Linked DNA regions of Homo sapiens: region 2 is linked to region 1. A link is a contact called in ENCODE Hi-C or POLR2A ChIA-PET data. All regions are on one chromosome and are shown on one strand. Each heading gives the region's core, a stretch centred on a gene start or an enhancer-like site at or near the end of the contact. The rest is flanking DNA. Distances are from core to core; before and after follow the strand shown. Region 1 overlaps NCAM1 (neural cell adhesion molecule 1). Region 2 overlaps NCAM1 (neural cell adhesion molecule 1).

Region 1 (7,184 bases), core at 1,380-3,879:
TGGTTGCTTTAACTGAAAAATAATGAAGGTGGTCGGTTGCCTAAGGTAATGTCTTTGTGAACATTCTGTCTGTTGTTAGCCTGCTAGTGATTAGGTAGCTGAAGACTCCTTTTCAGTACATTTTCTTTGACCTTGAATTAGATGTAGGGCTAAGGCAGGACCAACCTGTGTAAGTGAGCAGTCACAAGAAGTTCTTTTTACCTGATGTTAGTCTTTTGTAATCTCACTTTTAAAAACAAACTTCTCTTTCTTATGTTTTGCCAGTGGAAATATTTACCATTCGAAACTTACTCTTTGGGAGTCTAATGAATGTTATTTCCTTTAAAAGGCACAATAAATATTTTCCTTCTGACCTCTAAAAGTAGATGGCAGAAAATAAAATTGATTGTTTTCCTCATAAATTTGAATAGACATATTACCTCTGTTTCAAAAATGACATCAGCTAGATGACTTCCCAGGCTAATGACAGTTTTCCTGCCAGACAGAACACTTGATTTACCATTGTCATGAAGTCACCGTGCCACCGTGTTTCCCATTCCCATTGCATGCTTGAAGAATTGTGATACTTAAGGTTTCCTATAATGAAAAATAAGAAAAAACTGGACAGGGCTCATTGTTCACCATTATGTAGAGAAAGATCTCTCCACAGCAAACATTATGAGAGTGTCTTCATTGGTCTTGCTGAACGTGGCCAGCCTTCTCTGTTCCCCACCCTGTTAACACATTCTCTGCCTCTTCTATGTGGATTTTTTTTAAGTACATATTAGTTTCATGAAGGTCTTTCTGCCTGGAGAAGTGGAATCCCCCAACTTTTGGAAAGCCTTTTAAAGTCTCCATGAGTCCAGCCAGGTGTGGTGTCTCACACCCGTAATCCCAGCACTTTGGGAGGCCGAGACAAGTGGATCATTTGAGGTCAGGAGTTCCAGACCAGCCTGGCCAACATGGTGAAACCCCGTCTCTACTAAAAATACAAAAATTAGACAGGCATGGGGGTGTGCACCTGTAATCCCAGCTACTCAGGAGACTGAGGCAGGAGAATTGCTTGAACCCAGGAGACAGAGGTTGCAGTGAGCCGATATCGCACCACACTGCATTCCAGCCTGGGGGACAGACCAAGACTCCGTCTCAAAAAAATTAAATAAAATAAAGTCTGCATGAGTCCAATTAGCTACCGTGTTTCATATCTTTTCTGTATCTAAAATTGTTATCCTCTGACCTAGTAGAAAGGGTCTAAACCTCTGCTTTCTTTTTAGATAAACCCATAGATTATTTTGGGGGGTGGTTGTGAGGTTTTTTTGCAAATTAGATGATCAGTAAGTCCCTAGCGCCATAGACTGGGCCAGATGCACTGGGCAATGTAAAGAAATAAGCAATGTCCTGCCCTATAGGAACTTGCCATTGTTCATTTGAATTTGTTGACTTTGTTTCTCTCTGGAATTATATATAATTTCCTGTTTGCTATGATCCTTACCTTAAAATAAACCTGCAGTATTATCCCATTCACTCCTTGGAATGTTCTGATTTATGACTATTCAGCAGTTCTGTCCCATCAATAGGCTCTCAGGAATGTCCTAAATTGGCAATCTGTGGACTGGTGGGTTCCATCTAGAGCCTGATAGGGTGGAACCACTAGACAAATGGAGAGTGTCTTTTGTTGTCGTTGCTTGTTTCAGCATCCCTGGAAGGATAATTTACTTTCCAAAGCTTCATTAGCTAAATGAAACTCAAGTCTTGCCTCTTTAGTTTAAGACAGGTTCTTTTAAAAAAAAAAAAATCTTGATGTGTCTTAGATAGATATTCTCTTGGATTATCTTCCCTTTTACATGATACAGGGCTTTAAAATCAACCTTGTGTTTGACACGATCAATGGATGGAGATCCAGGAAGAGGACTGGTGCTTTAGGATTTCACTTCACATTGCTGTCCTCTGCAGAGCCTTCTCTTCCAGTTGACATGCTGAGGGACTTGGAAAGGGCTAACAATCTGCTTTTAAACTAGCGATGTATTCTGATGCCCAGTGCTTCAAGCTGTTTCCCTTTTTAGGCTTAAGTTTGCCTGGAGAGGAAAGTGGAGACCTTGAATATTAAACTCTTTTTGCCTTGTGTGATTTGATGGTGGTTTTGTGGAGAATTATTTGTCCTTAGGTGGACTCTCAGCCCAGTTTGGAATGAAGTCATCATAGCCACTTGTGCCAGGCCCCAAACAACCCATATAGCTGATCTTTTCCCCGGAGTCAGAGACACAAATAGAACTGTTTCAGAGCATTGCAGAGGGGAACTCTAGAGAGGTTTGGCCGTGGCCACTCTCCTTTCTGCTTTTAAGATGAGGTGCATTGTGCTTGGACTGACTCCACATTGGTAACCAGGAGACAAGCAGCTCTAGAAGATGTTGCTCCTAGGGCATGGGGCTTCTCTGCCTAAGAAGCCTTAGGACATTTAAGCAGCAGGAAAAGAAAGGTCTGTTTTGGCTTTATCTAGCCATGTCACTGAGTATAATGACCCCACGATTTCTTCTTCTTCACATTCATTTTGATGCCAATTCTTTTTTGCTGTGCTTGGGGATTTTTGTTTTTCCTCTTCAGGCACTTCCCAGGGTTCTGCACAAGTGTCCTCTGCAGTGGGGTGGCATCCCTGCTCCCTCTGGTGGAAGGCCTGAGCCACAGTGCTCTGAGAGCACCTCACTCACTGCAGTGAAGCAAAAAATCCTGCCTAGCCTGTGTGGCGCAGCTTTCTATTTTGCAGTCATAACCTTTTACTCAGCTAGTCAACAACAGGTATTCTGTGACTGCCCAAGGCTGGAGAATCAACAGTTCCTATCTCATGGAGCTTGTATTGTAGACATGCATCAAAATTTTGTATCTGAAGTGCAAATACCAGAAATATATAAATTAAGACGAGCTCTCCTCTCCCCCACTGAAAATAAAGGAAGTCTTACTCAATTCTTGGGGGGAATTGCACCCAACTCACCAATGTTTTGTAGTAGGAAATTCAAAAATTCAGAAAAGACCGTTATAAATCTTAGGTTATTTTTCAAGAGACATAACTAATAAATAGTACCTGGGGAGGCCCCTGGACAGTCAGCACCCCCCAGCTGGTAGCATCCTGGGAGCAAGGTGGCTGTGCCTTTTGAGTTCCTGAGTTGCTGTTACTTTAGCACTTTACACATTGCCCCACCAACCAGCTGAAGTGCAGAAGGAGTGCAAAAAAAGTTACTTTAACCCAGATGTCCATCATAAAACGTACAAAACAGCTTGGAAATAGGTACTGTGTCAAGGAAGCTTTATTATGATAATATTACTAATGGAAAGACAAAAGTTGAACCAAGATATATTGCCTCCACATTCCTGGTAAAGGTTCAAAACATAAGCACAGAGTTACTAATGTGTGAGCTGTCTTTTCCCCAATTCTGTGCTAAGGAAGTGAAATTGCCATCAGTTTTAGTTTTTATAATTTCTGAGCATCCACATGAAATAGCAAGAAAGAAAATACCCTACCCTCCACCTCACTGGCAAGGGTGCCAGCAGTGTCTTTTAGATTCTGTAAGGGACACGGTGACCAGAAAGTCAGGACAAATGGATTCTACCATTAGCCAACCAACAAAATGAATTTTCAGATTGTTCTAGACATGAGAACAAAAGATCAGAGAAGCCACAACAATGAGATACCTGTTACACATGTATTCTTGGATCTCCTTCTTCCACTCTGTGGATGCTCTGAAGGAGGCTTTATTTACATGCACTAGTCGAGAAACAGTTTTTGTTGAAAACAGATAACAGTTACGAGAATCTGGCCAAGCTTAGACTCACAGATTCTGCCCAGCTAAATGGTGGGATGTCTCTTTCTTAGTTTTTAATTGTGGGAAAATACACATGACATAAAACTTGCCATCTTAACCATTTTTAACTGTAGAGTTTAGAATATGGATCTCCTTTAAGGAGGAATTAGGCTACTAACAGAATAAAAAGTTTAATTCTTTCTCTCATAAGTTTAAACTGACTTCTCTAATTCCCAAATAGACACAGGTTTACGGCAAATACAAAAATCTAGGCTTAAGGTGACAAAGCAGAAATAGATTATGCAAAAATTCATGGGAATAATAAAGGTATTCTTGTATGTAGTTGATATCTGATCACCTCCTTCGCCTAAGTGGTGAGCTTTTGACAGTAAGGGCTGTCTCATACTAATTCATATATTTGTAGCACTTAGCACAATGCGTTACTCAAAAGTACTCTAAAACTATTTGTTGCTTGAGTACTATCTATTTTTCAGTAAATAATCTTTTGTCCATTCAGGCAACTGCCCTGAAATTTTGCTGTGTTATGCCTTCATTATAGAAGGGAAAGAGAAGGGTGGTGGACTGGTAGTGCCAGGGCTCTGAGGCTGCAGTGCTTTCTCCAAGGGACCATCACAACACTGCAAAGCCGCTAGAGAAATGACAGCCCAACAGACCTGGTGGACTTTAAACAAGAGCTAAGCTAGTTCAGCTGGCACATATTTTCAAGTGACTCCAAAATAAAATGCGTATTTGCATCAAACAACTGGAATCATTTTAGCTTTGGAGTTATTTAAATTTATCGACAGGGAGAAGAGCTTCTGGCTTTTTCTATGGGTTTGTCCTGTCAAACATTAGTCTGCTCATTTCAAAGAGCAAGACTGATCAATAAGGTGCCCAAAAAGCTGCCTCCAGACAAGGCTGGCAAAGAGAGTGGTACCTCTTGTGGTTTCTGCGTGGAACCCATTGGCATTGCACATTGACATTCTTCAAGAGGCTCTTTCTATGTCCTTTCTGGCCTTTTGAAAAGGTGCCACTGTGTTTTGGGAAAGGGTCCAAAGAGTAGAATAAGATCTAGTATTATGACTGTAACCTTTTTAACAAGGTGAGATTTCATAGAAAAATGTTTATTAAAATATGCCTCTTTATGAATATCGAAGATTAAATGTTCTGTAGTTGGTGAGCTCAAGTGGGCACTCCCAGTCAAATGAATTCTATATTTTCCACCTCAAATCCTTTTGAATAAGACTGGAGTAGACATAAATTACATGTTTCTCTTTGCAAATTGGCCTTCAATATTTCATGTGCCAAGAATATGTTACAAAATTGGGGCAGCATTAATATCTTTTTCCTAATGCTCTCTAAACAGACTTTTTTTGGTATTTCATCTCATCTGCATAAGCCATTTAGTGGCCAGCAAAAACTGTTATGAGGGAGCAAACTAATACATCAGAAGCAAAACCCAAGATATATTTAGTGCTCAGATCTAAGTTATTCACAATTTAGTGTCCTTTCCACTGCAGGGGTCTTCAGACAGTGTTCTAGGAAACATGGTTTAATAATGTCATGTCCTGCCTTCAGGTAAGTTACACTGTTGTTAGTGAACAACGCCTTCCCCTCTTCTCAGCATTCAGCCTGGGGTACACAGAACCTGAATCTTCAAACTCCTACCTTCCCGTCCCCCACTAATCCCCGCAGCTCAGACCAACTATTTGTGTTGTGAAAGGTCTTATTGGCGTTTTTGCTTTAAACCTAACCAAAATGACTACAAAAATTTTGGTGACCATCCAGAAATGTCTTTGGATTGTAGACTTCAGGGATAATGAAAATTATTGATTTACTCAGCAACTTTGTACAGCTGTGTTGAGGGAAAACGAAATTGTGTATGAGAATTTAAATTGGCAAAACAACCTAAATCCTTATAAATTTCATACCACTTATAAATCTGTGAGACTTCTTAGCCTTCTTAGCCTTTTAGTTTAAAGCCAGAACAGAATATGAAGACACTGACCTATGAAAGTCAAGTAAACATGCATCTTTTTATCATCACAGCAAACTGCTTGACATTGTCTGAAATTTTGAGGGGAGGAGGAAAAAGGAAGACAGATTTTTAAATACACAAATTATTACAAACTGGCATCTCAGGCAGTCATTTGGTCTCCATTTGTAAGACCATCCTGGGCCATTTAGACCTGAGAGTGAAGTGATTAATAGCACGGATTGAAAGAAGTTATTTTAAAAAGTGCATTATCACCTTTTATTTTCATGAGGTTTAGGGATCAGGAGGTTACCATGATACTTAGTTTTATTATTTAAATAACCCACTATAAATAAGGATTTGTCATATTTTTCCACTTGAATCATTTTTTTTCTCTGAGGTTTCTTTTTTTAATCATAGTATCTAGGTACTTAGAATCTAAAAATAAGATGTTAAATCTTTTTACTCTTTTGTGCTCTCAGAGGACATTCATAAGCATTTGTTCTTCAGCTGTGTCTGTCTTGGAGAGGAGTCCTGCTTCTGTTCAGCTGTTCTTTTAGCCTGACAGGGAGATAAGCCCAAATGAGATGCATGTAATTGACAATGATACCTACTAATGATATCTCAGAAAAGGGCCCTGCCTTTATTGGGGAAGATTTTCTTGGACTTAAGAAGTTTTAGCTGGGCCAGTTTCTGTGGCCTAAAAGCACCTGCCTCATTCACAGCCCTCGGTGCTTTTGAGAATGAAAAGGGGAGCCTGGACCATTGCAGGGCCTTCTTCATCTCTGATTATTTTGTGTATTTATTGTTCACTTATTTATTGTCTGTCTCCCCTTCTGGTATGCTTGTGTCATGAAACAATGAATTCCCCAGTGCCTGGCCCGATTCGTGGCCTCTAGAGGTGTCCAGAAAAAAAGTTTCGGTGAATAGAATTGACGAATGGGTTCAGAATTGAAACCTGTGAGTCTATGGAAGACAAACGAATCTATACAGAAAAAAATTCAGAAGCTGGACTACTGAATTTTAGTATTCATTTGAGGCATAGAGAATGAAAATGAGCCATTAAAAGACAGAAACACAAGGAAAGAAAAGACCTTTATATTCAAAACAAGTCAAGGATAGTGTTTCAAATACCAAAATCAAATGATTACAGGGCACAGACAAACAAAAATCAATTGTGTTTAATTCCTTTAAAAATGTTTTTGGAAAGAAATAAGAAATATTTAAATTACCTTCAAATTAATAGAAGAACATTAAAAGATTTCTCTTTATGGCTAGTTTTAAAAGAAGGCAAATGGGAGGAAGGGGAAGAATTGGAAGACAAAGCAAAAGAGGGGAATGGGGAGGAAGGATAAAAAAGGATATAAAAGGAAGTAGAGGTGACATTAGACAGGAAGGGAGAGAAAGACGCTCTGAAAACTCAGGCCACTTAGAGG
Region 2 (7,184 bases), core at 2,398-4,897, 48 kb after region 1:
AATATCATCGATAGCTTGTTGCAGCTTATTTGTAAAAGGTAACAAGATAATTTAAAAAAAACTTACATTCATCTGTTTTCTCAAATTTGATAGTCATAAATATCGTAGTTGATAATTAGGAGTTACATTCTGTGTTTCATATATTTAAATTGTATATATTTCTTAAGTGAGATGTTTATGTATTCTAATAATTCACTTTTTTGTGTGTAAGCACCTGTTGGAAATAAAATAATACTAGATAATTAGGCAATATCCAGAATTGCAGAAATGTTTACAGTGGCAAGTAAGTCTCCATTTTCAGTTCACCTGTCTCCCTCAGAACTGCCACTCTGAGAATCCACTGCATAGCTGGGTGAAACTTACTAGATATTGTGAAGAAAATGAAGTCTGTGGTGTAGCCCTTACAGCTGAGAATTAAACTATCCTTTCAGACTTTTTCTGCATATATAAACATGTATTAGAGAATTATTTCTATTACATGCATTTTATTTTTTTTTCCTTTTATCGTTTTCTTTATAGTCAAAGCAAAAGGGGTGGTTCATCTACAGTGATTCTTTTTTTGTTTTTTTTATTATACTTTAAGTTTTAGGGTACATGTGCACAACGTGCAGGTTAGTTACATATGTATACGTGTGCCATGTTGGTGTGCTGCACCTATTAACTCGTCATTTAACATTAGGTATATCTCCTAATGCTATCCCTCCCCCCTCCCCCCACCCCACAACAGGCCCTGGTGTGTGATGTTATTACACACACCCCAAAAGTGAGAATGTAGTTGTAGCTTTTAGCAATGTGATTTGTAACATATCATTACTCAGTGTTCATTACTATATGTATTCATTACTCAGTGTTCATTACTGTATGTAGCTCCTTCCTTCCCACTGTGCCTGAAACTAGGTTTCACGTGTACCTGCTAATACCATGTAGACAGAACCATGTGTGCCCCATGCCTGGAGAGACTGTGGCCAGCAAGAAGGCTGGTTTGCAGCTGATGTTATTCCTATCAGCGCCTGAGGTCACACATAGGGCAGGCCCTGCTGAGCTTCCTAGGGCAGTCTTTGAACACCAAGCTTAGGAACGCAGCTTTGGACAATCTCTCACCACATTGGAGTTGACAGCATGAATGCAATCATGGAGCTAAATGGTGTTTCAGAGAATGAGATTGTACCTCCTCTTTAGTTCTGCTTCGCTCCAGGTTACCAACTGCCCCAGTTTCCATGGGACTGTTCTAATAGCAAGACATGAAGTCCGAGGGCCCCTTTTATGTTGCCCAATTTTCCTGGCACTGGTACAAAATCCCAAATCATGTGCAGTGGGAGTGAACTTGGAACTGCAGAGTTTTGCAGGGATTATGAAAGAATCAGACACAACCCATGTTACTGATCTTCAATAAAGAGAAACTCCAGAGCATTTCTTCCCCTGAACTGATTTTACTTTTTGTCAACAGCAGCCAATACAAAGCCTCAAACCCACTTGGCATTCGGCACTTTTGCATCAGAAACTGCCTGTGTTATTGTGCCAGTGGTTGCCCTAGGTGTTCATCATGAGCACTTAAAATGATTGCTTTTGCAGTTGCAGATGGCTGTACCGGTTCCAAACAAAGAGGGTCACTGAGGGCTCTGCTTATAGAGTGCAGTTTCTGGAAGGAATTCACCACAGATTGTACAATGAAGCCCAAGCTCGCTGGACTCTGCTGGCCCAGGGAATTTTTACAAGGTTAAGTCAGCCATAAATTCTGTCTGGGCCTTGTCTGTTCCCTGATAGTTCCTCTAGGGCTTTTTCGAGAGTTTAAATTAAACTATCTTCTTGTCCATTGAGATGCACAACTCCCACTCCCTATGGATGTGTTTGTGCAAGCTCCGTCACAAGAATACGTGGGAAGTTGGGTTCTGTCTTCACTGCCATCTCACAAGAGAAGAGAGTTGAGGGACAGTACTGAATTACACATGATCGTGATCTACACAGACCATCCGTTTTAGAAAAAAATTGAAAATCTCTGCCACCTAGGAGAAAAGAGAGTAGGGAATCAAAAGAGCCCCCCAAGAGATGATTACTTTCATCTTATAAAATGAAAATTATAAACTACAGGGAGTTTCTTTGTAGATTAAAAAAATCTTATTTCAGAACGTTTTACTTCTTTCTTCAGAACGTTTCATTTCTGCTCCTTACATCTACATAGTATTTTAAAATTGGTGCATGTCATACCTTGGACTTGGAATTCTTTTCTTTTTTTTCTTGTTATTGCCAAACCCTGTGCCCCCGAAAGAGTTCCAGGTGTTCATAAGAGGCTGCTGGAGTGTATTCTTCCTGTCAAATGTGCAATTACTGAGTTATCAAAAATACATGGGCTCCCTTATCCTGATTCTGTTCTCATTTTTGGACAGTTTATTCCTGAGACTGATCAATCTTGTAATCAGGTTAAACCTCTTATAAAAAACATTTAGTGCTTTTATCATAGATAAACCACATAAAATCCCCCTGCCTGTTGAGTATGGTCAGTATGTCATGCTAGTAAAGAAAGTCACCTTGTTTCCTCTTAAGCATGAGGATGTAGTAAAAGAAACTCTTGTTGATTTGGCTTCCCGCCCACCCCCTTTGCCCATCATTCAGCAGAACCTGGAGTGTGTAGGTTTCTAGTGGCTTGCAGCAGAACTGAGGGAGAAGAGAAGGTGGAGAAGCACTGTGGTTGAGCTCCATAGAGTAGGCTGGGCTTCTGCAGAGCCTTCTATGCCAGGGAGCAGCTGGTCATTTTTGTCCATCCCCTGAACTGATTTTTTTTCCCCTGAAACCTTGGCTTGGATCGCTTCCTGCAAACAACGTGAAATCTTGCATGTGTGCCAGGTGAACTGCTGTTCGAGATATTTTCAGAATTCAAGGGTGTTATGCTAGGAAGTCAGGATCATTTAAGTAAAACAAACAAACAAGCAATTATGGGGTTTTATTTCTGTATAATCTGTAATTTTGAGTTGTAGTTCCTTGGGGGGAGGAGCAGCCTGAGATGGTTATGGTGTGTTACCAGGCAATTGCTACAGGAACAAGGCCAGGGGCCTACTGTAATTTAGCCTTTGCAAACAAAGCTAAAAATATCAAAACATGATATTATAGCAACCCCTTTGTCTTTTTGGTTTCCAGTCATTAGAAGCATGTTTTTTGTCTTGTCATTTATTTGTTTAAAAAAATGAAAAAAAAATCCCATCTCAGGCTCCAGGTGCCTGCTGCAGTGTAGGAGCAGGGCCCTGTGCATAATGAAGCTGCCCTTGCTGGCTGCTAACATAGAAGTCAGGAGACCAAGGCGCCTGCTGTTATCTTAGAGATTGTTTTTGCAGTGCTTGCTTCTGGCCTAATAACTACTGGAGGTGAAAATGGAAGAATCCATTTTTCTTTTCTAAATTACATGGAAAGCCAGCCCATGATGTCACTCTTCTAGAACAAATAACATTTAAAAAAATTGTTTTAATGGATTTTTGAGATAAATATGAATTGCTGTGGAGGGATAGCAGTGATGTAATGGAAAAAGAAAAAAATGAATGTGGGACTGTCTAAATGTTTGTCTCCACCAGGAATGTTATTGGATTCTGCCCTGTTTGTTCTTCCTTTGTTAGTTACGGTCACGGGGCATATTCTCAGTGGGCAGACCACAAGACACAGGCAGTGGAGACGCGATCTCATTAACGATTCAACACGCCACCCTAGTGGCCACCCGAGCACATATTCCGCATGGAAATTCGAAATGGACGTTCAGTTCATTGCTTTGGCTCTCTGGGAAAGAGGCTCTCAGCTTGGGTTGCATGGGAAAATCACCTGGACTCTTAACAATTACTAACGCCCTCTCCATCCCTTCACACTCAAATTCCCCTAGTCACAGGTAGGGCTCAGACTTAAGTATTTTTCAAGCTCTCCGTGCAGCCAGGGTGAAGAACCACTGTCTTAGAGGAAAGCAAGTTTGGGCAAATCCAAGTGCAGCCTCATCTGGCAACCTCAAACTCTGCTGACCTCCTTCTGCTCAAGAGAAGATGTCTTCTTGCCCTCCAGAAGAAAGGCAGAGAAGACCTTTGGGAATTGGAGTCAGGGTTGTAATTTTCTTAGGCTGTGGCATATCTTTTTCTGTCTGTAAAATAAATACCGCAAAAGTGCTGAAAAAGTCTGGAAAAAAAACCACCCATGCTGCTGTTTTGCATCAGTATTGGCTCAGCAGCCGGGTCAGCCAGGCAGATTTAATGCCTTTGTTATAATAAGAACCTTTTTCTTCACCCAGGGGAATAGGATGTCACAGTTTTGACCTCTGTGGTTTCGCTATTGACCTGGTCCTCAAAGCCAGAGAGTTCAGAGCTAGGTCTGAGGTTCTGAGGTTCTTCTCCTGGGAATTGTCAAGAGTGTTATGGAAAGCAATTTGTTAGGGATGAGACATCTCTCTGGTGAATGGTAATACTCTGAAAGGAAGAGATGTGTCCAGCCTTGTCTCAGAGAGGCCAGTAGGGAGTGCCCTTTGCTGTCTGCCAAGAGGGAAAACCGTATGTTGAGGAGCGTTCTGCTTGTTGGATAAGAAGTGAACATCTAGAATGGAGTTAAAGAAAAGTTTTGCTCAGACCTGGCTAAGATCGAAAGAAGAAAGTGTCAGGGTTCAACTGCCCTGAAGACGTAAGTGTCCAGGCAGTATGCCCAGTGCTGCGGGTGCCGGGCTGTGCAAATGAGAGCTGGTCTCAACACCCTAGAGTATGCAGTGAAGGGGAGAAGAGAGGGAGTGAGCAAGTATTGGGAGGAATTTCACAAGGGAGGTGCTGGGTGCCATGAGAAGAGACAACTGTAGGACCCTACCCACTGGCATGTTCCCAGATGGCCACTGAATGGGATTGCCGAACACCACATTATCTTGCAAGGTTGGATGGAGCATCCTCCCTCCCCTTGTGCAGATATCACTGCAGGTAGACCAGATGCCTCTGGGTACATGCTCTGCAGTCTGCATTTAGCGCTGTACTCTGAACTAAGGGTGGAGAAGAGGACTCCATGGGGGTACATGCTCTGCAGTCTGCACTTAGCACTGCACTCTGAACTAAGAGTGGAGAAGAGGACTCCATGGTAAGAAACACAAACTGACTTGTTTTCTCCTACAATACCCATACTCACTTCTAATACTTCACTTCTGACATGAGATGTTGGGGCAGGGGCATTCCCACACACCAAGCAATTCTCCAGTGAACACCAACAAGGTGTCCTATAATTTAAATCATTTCTGACACTGTCTACCTGGAGTTAGAGTCAGATCCCACAGGCTAAAGGCTCAGTCCCACGAGACTGCCCTCACATCACATTTCAGTCGCAAGTCCCAGGTTGTGACCTTTGCTTCTGACCCTCCAGCCATTAATCAGGGTTCCCACAACCCCCTCCTTAGGTTCCATGATTGCTAGGATGGCTCACAGAACTCAGGGAAACACATATTTACATTTACTGATTCATGATAAAGGATAAGGATATTACAGAGGATATAGTTGAACAGCCAGATGAAAAGGTACTCAGGGCAAGGTGTGTGGAAAGAGGTTCAGAGCTTCCATGCCTTCTCTGGGTGCACCATCCTCCCAGAACCTTTGCCTGGTCAGCAGCCCAGAAACCCTCTGAACCCTGCACTTCAGAGATTTTTATGGAGGCTTCATCACGTAGGCAGGATCCATTATTAATTCAATCTCCAATCCTTCCACCCTTCTCAAAGGCTGTAGAGCAGGGCTGAATGCTCCAACCTTCTAATCATGATTTGGTCTTCCTGATGACCAACCCCAGCCAGGAGCCCACCGAAAGTCAACTAATTTGAACAAAAGACTCTCCTATATCACCCAGGAAATTCTAAGAGAGTAGGAGCTGTATGTTGGCAACAGGGGTCAAAGACAAAATATATGTTTCTAATTTTGTCACGATATCACAGGGACCCACTGTCTGCTCATTGGCAGCAAGCACCCAGCATGACAATGGAAACGTGTCTGTGGGGAGAACAGAAGTTAGAAAAAGGTGGCTGTGAAGTAGCCTGTGGCATTGTGGAACCCACCTTTCCATTATTCAGGACCCTCCACAAGGTAGAAAGTGACTTAGAAAGTCACTTAGAAAGAAAAGGAAATTTAAGTAAAACCACCCCATCCACTTAGATGAATTTGGAAAAGGCCAATCGCTTTCTGATGCACCTGTTCAAAAAGATAATTTCTAAGTCCTCTTTAGAGCTAAGATCCAGAATCTCCACTGTGGTCTCTGGGCTCCGAGTAGACTCACTTAGTCTGTTTTGATTCAGCCTCAGGCCTTCTGCTTGTCTTACAAGCAGAGAATGGGAAGTACTAAGAATCTCCACTTCTCAGACTAAGTCAGGGCCTGTAGTTCATTTTAAAAGCAGGTTCAAGACTTGCAGTTTAAACCTTTGAGACATCTGGTCGTAGCTGGGATCTATATAGCCTTTGCTTCCCCCACCCCCGATGGGACCATTATGAGAGTAGAATGTTTTCCTGCACCCTTACGACCCTATTGTCCATGCCTGAGTGAAGAAACCTCTGGTTTCTCTGGTTGGGGAAGGCTCTGGCTGTCTGTACTCCTCTGTGGTAGCTCAGCCCCAGTGTAGAGAAGACCACCACTGGCTCTCTCCTGGCTTCTCGCCTGGTCCGGTTTCTCTTGCTCCTAAATAGCAAAACCGACTGATTTTTTTTTTTTTGAAATGGAGTCTCGCTCTGTCACCCAGGCTGGAGTGCAGTGGCGTGATCTCGGCTCACTGCAAGCTCTGCCTCCCGGGTTCATGCCATTCTCCTTTCTCCTGCCTCAGCCTCCCAAGTAGCTGGGACTACAGGCGCCTACCACCATGCCCGGCTAATTTTTTTTTTATTTTTACTTATTTTTAGTAGAGACGGGGTTTCACCGTGTTAGCCAGGGTGGTCCCGATCTCCTGACCTCGTGATCTGCCTGCCTCGGCCTCCCAAAGTGCTGGGATTACAGGCGTGAGCCACCGCGCCCGGGCAAAATTGACTGATTTCTTTCCACGCCTGTTTATATTTCCCGCCTTCTCCCTGGGAAATGTGATAATGATCAGAAAAATAGCAAAAAGGCAACAGCAGGAAGACAGTGGAGGGGCATAGGGCTGGATCTCAACCATGGTCCTAGCTGCCTTCCAGCATAGTTGCTAGGGTCAAGATCTGTGAAAGGGATTTGCAGATGAGGGA

The links. Hi-C counts contacts between places; a loop is a spot of excess contacts on that map. ChIA-PET counts read pairs that join two places held with the same protein, here RNA polymerase II (POLR2A).
Region 2: a map of ascending aorta shows a loop between it and region 1 (1.9-fold over the local background). The contact joins two enhancer-like sites. A Hi-C loop is called at or near these places in 5 of 168 maps with a recorded cell type or tissue (aorta, ascending aorta, breast epithelium and 2 more). POLR2A ChIA-PET finds 5 or more read pairs at or near these places in 2 of 52 experiments (WTC11 and activated CD4-positive, alpha-beta T cell).

Annotation. Positions count from the first base shown.
Region 1 is chr11:113,112,007-113,119,190 of GRCh38, forward strand. The region is part of intron 1 of NCAM1 (neural cell adhesion molecule 1); the gene reads left to right. Among named protein-coding and RNA genes, the nearest start is that of NCAM1-AS2, 150 kb to the left of the region's middle. Within about 2 kb of position 2,630, at least 5 of the 41 ENCODE cell types and tissues checked have a DNase peak (open chromatin) inside an H3K27ac peak, as active enhancers do; they include ascending aorta, where a contact is called at or near this core.
Region 2 is chr11:113,159,149-113,166,332 of GRCh38, forward strand. All of the region lies in intron 1 of NCAM1 (neural cell adhesion molecule 1), which reads left to right. Among named protein-coding and RNA genes, the nearest start is that of NCAM1-AS1, 110 kb to the right of the region's middle. Within about 2 kb of position 3,648, at least 8 of the 41 ENCODE cell types and tissues checked have a DNase peak (open chromatin) inside an H3K27ac peak, as active enhancers do; they include ascending aorta, where a contact is called at or near this core.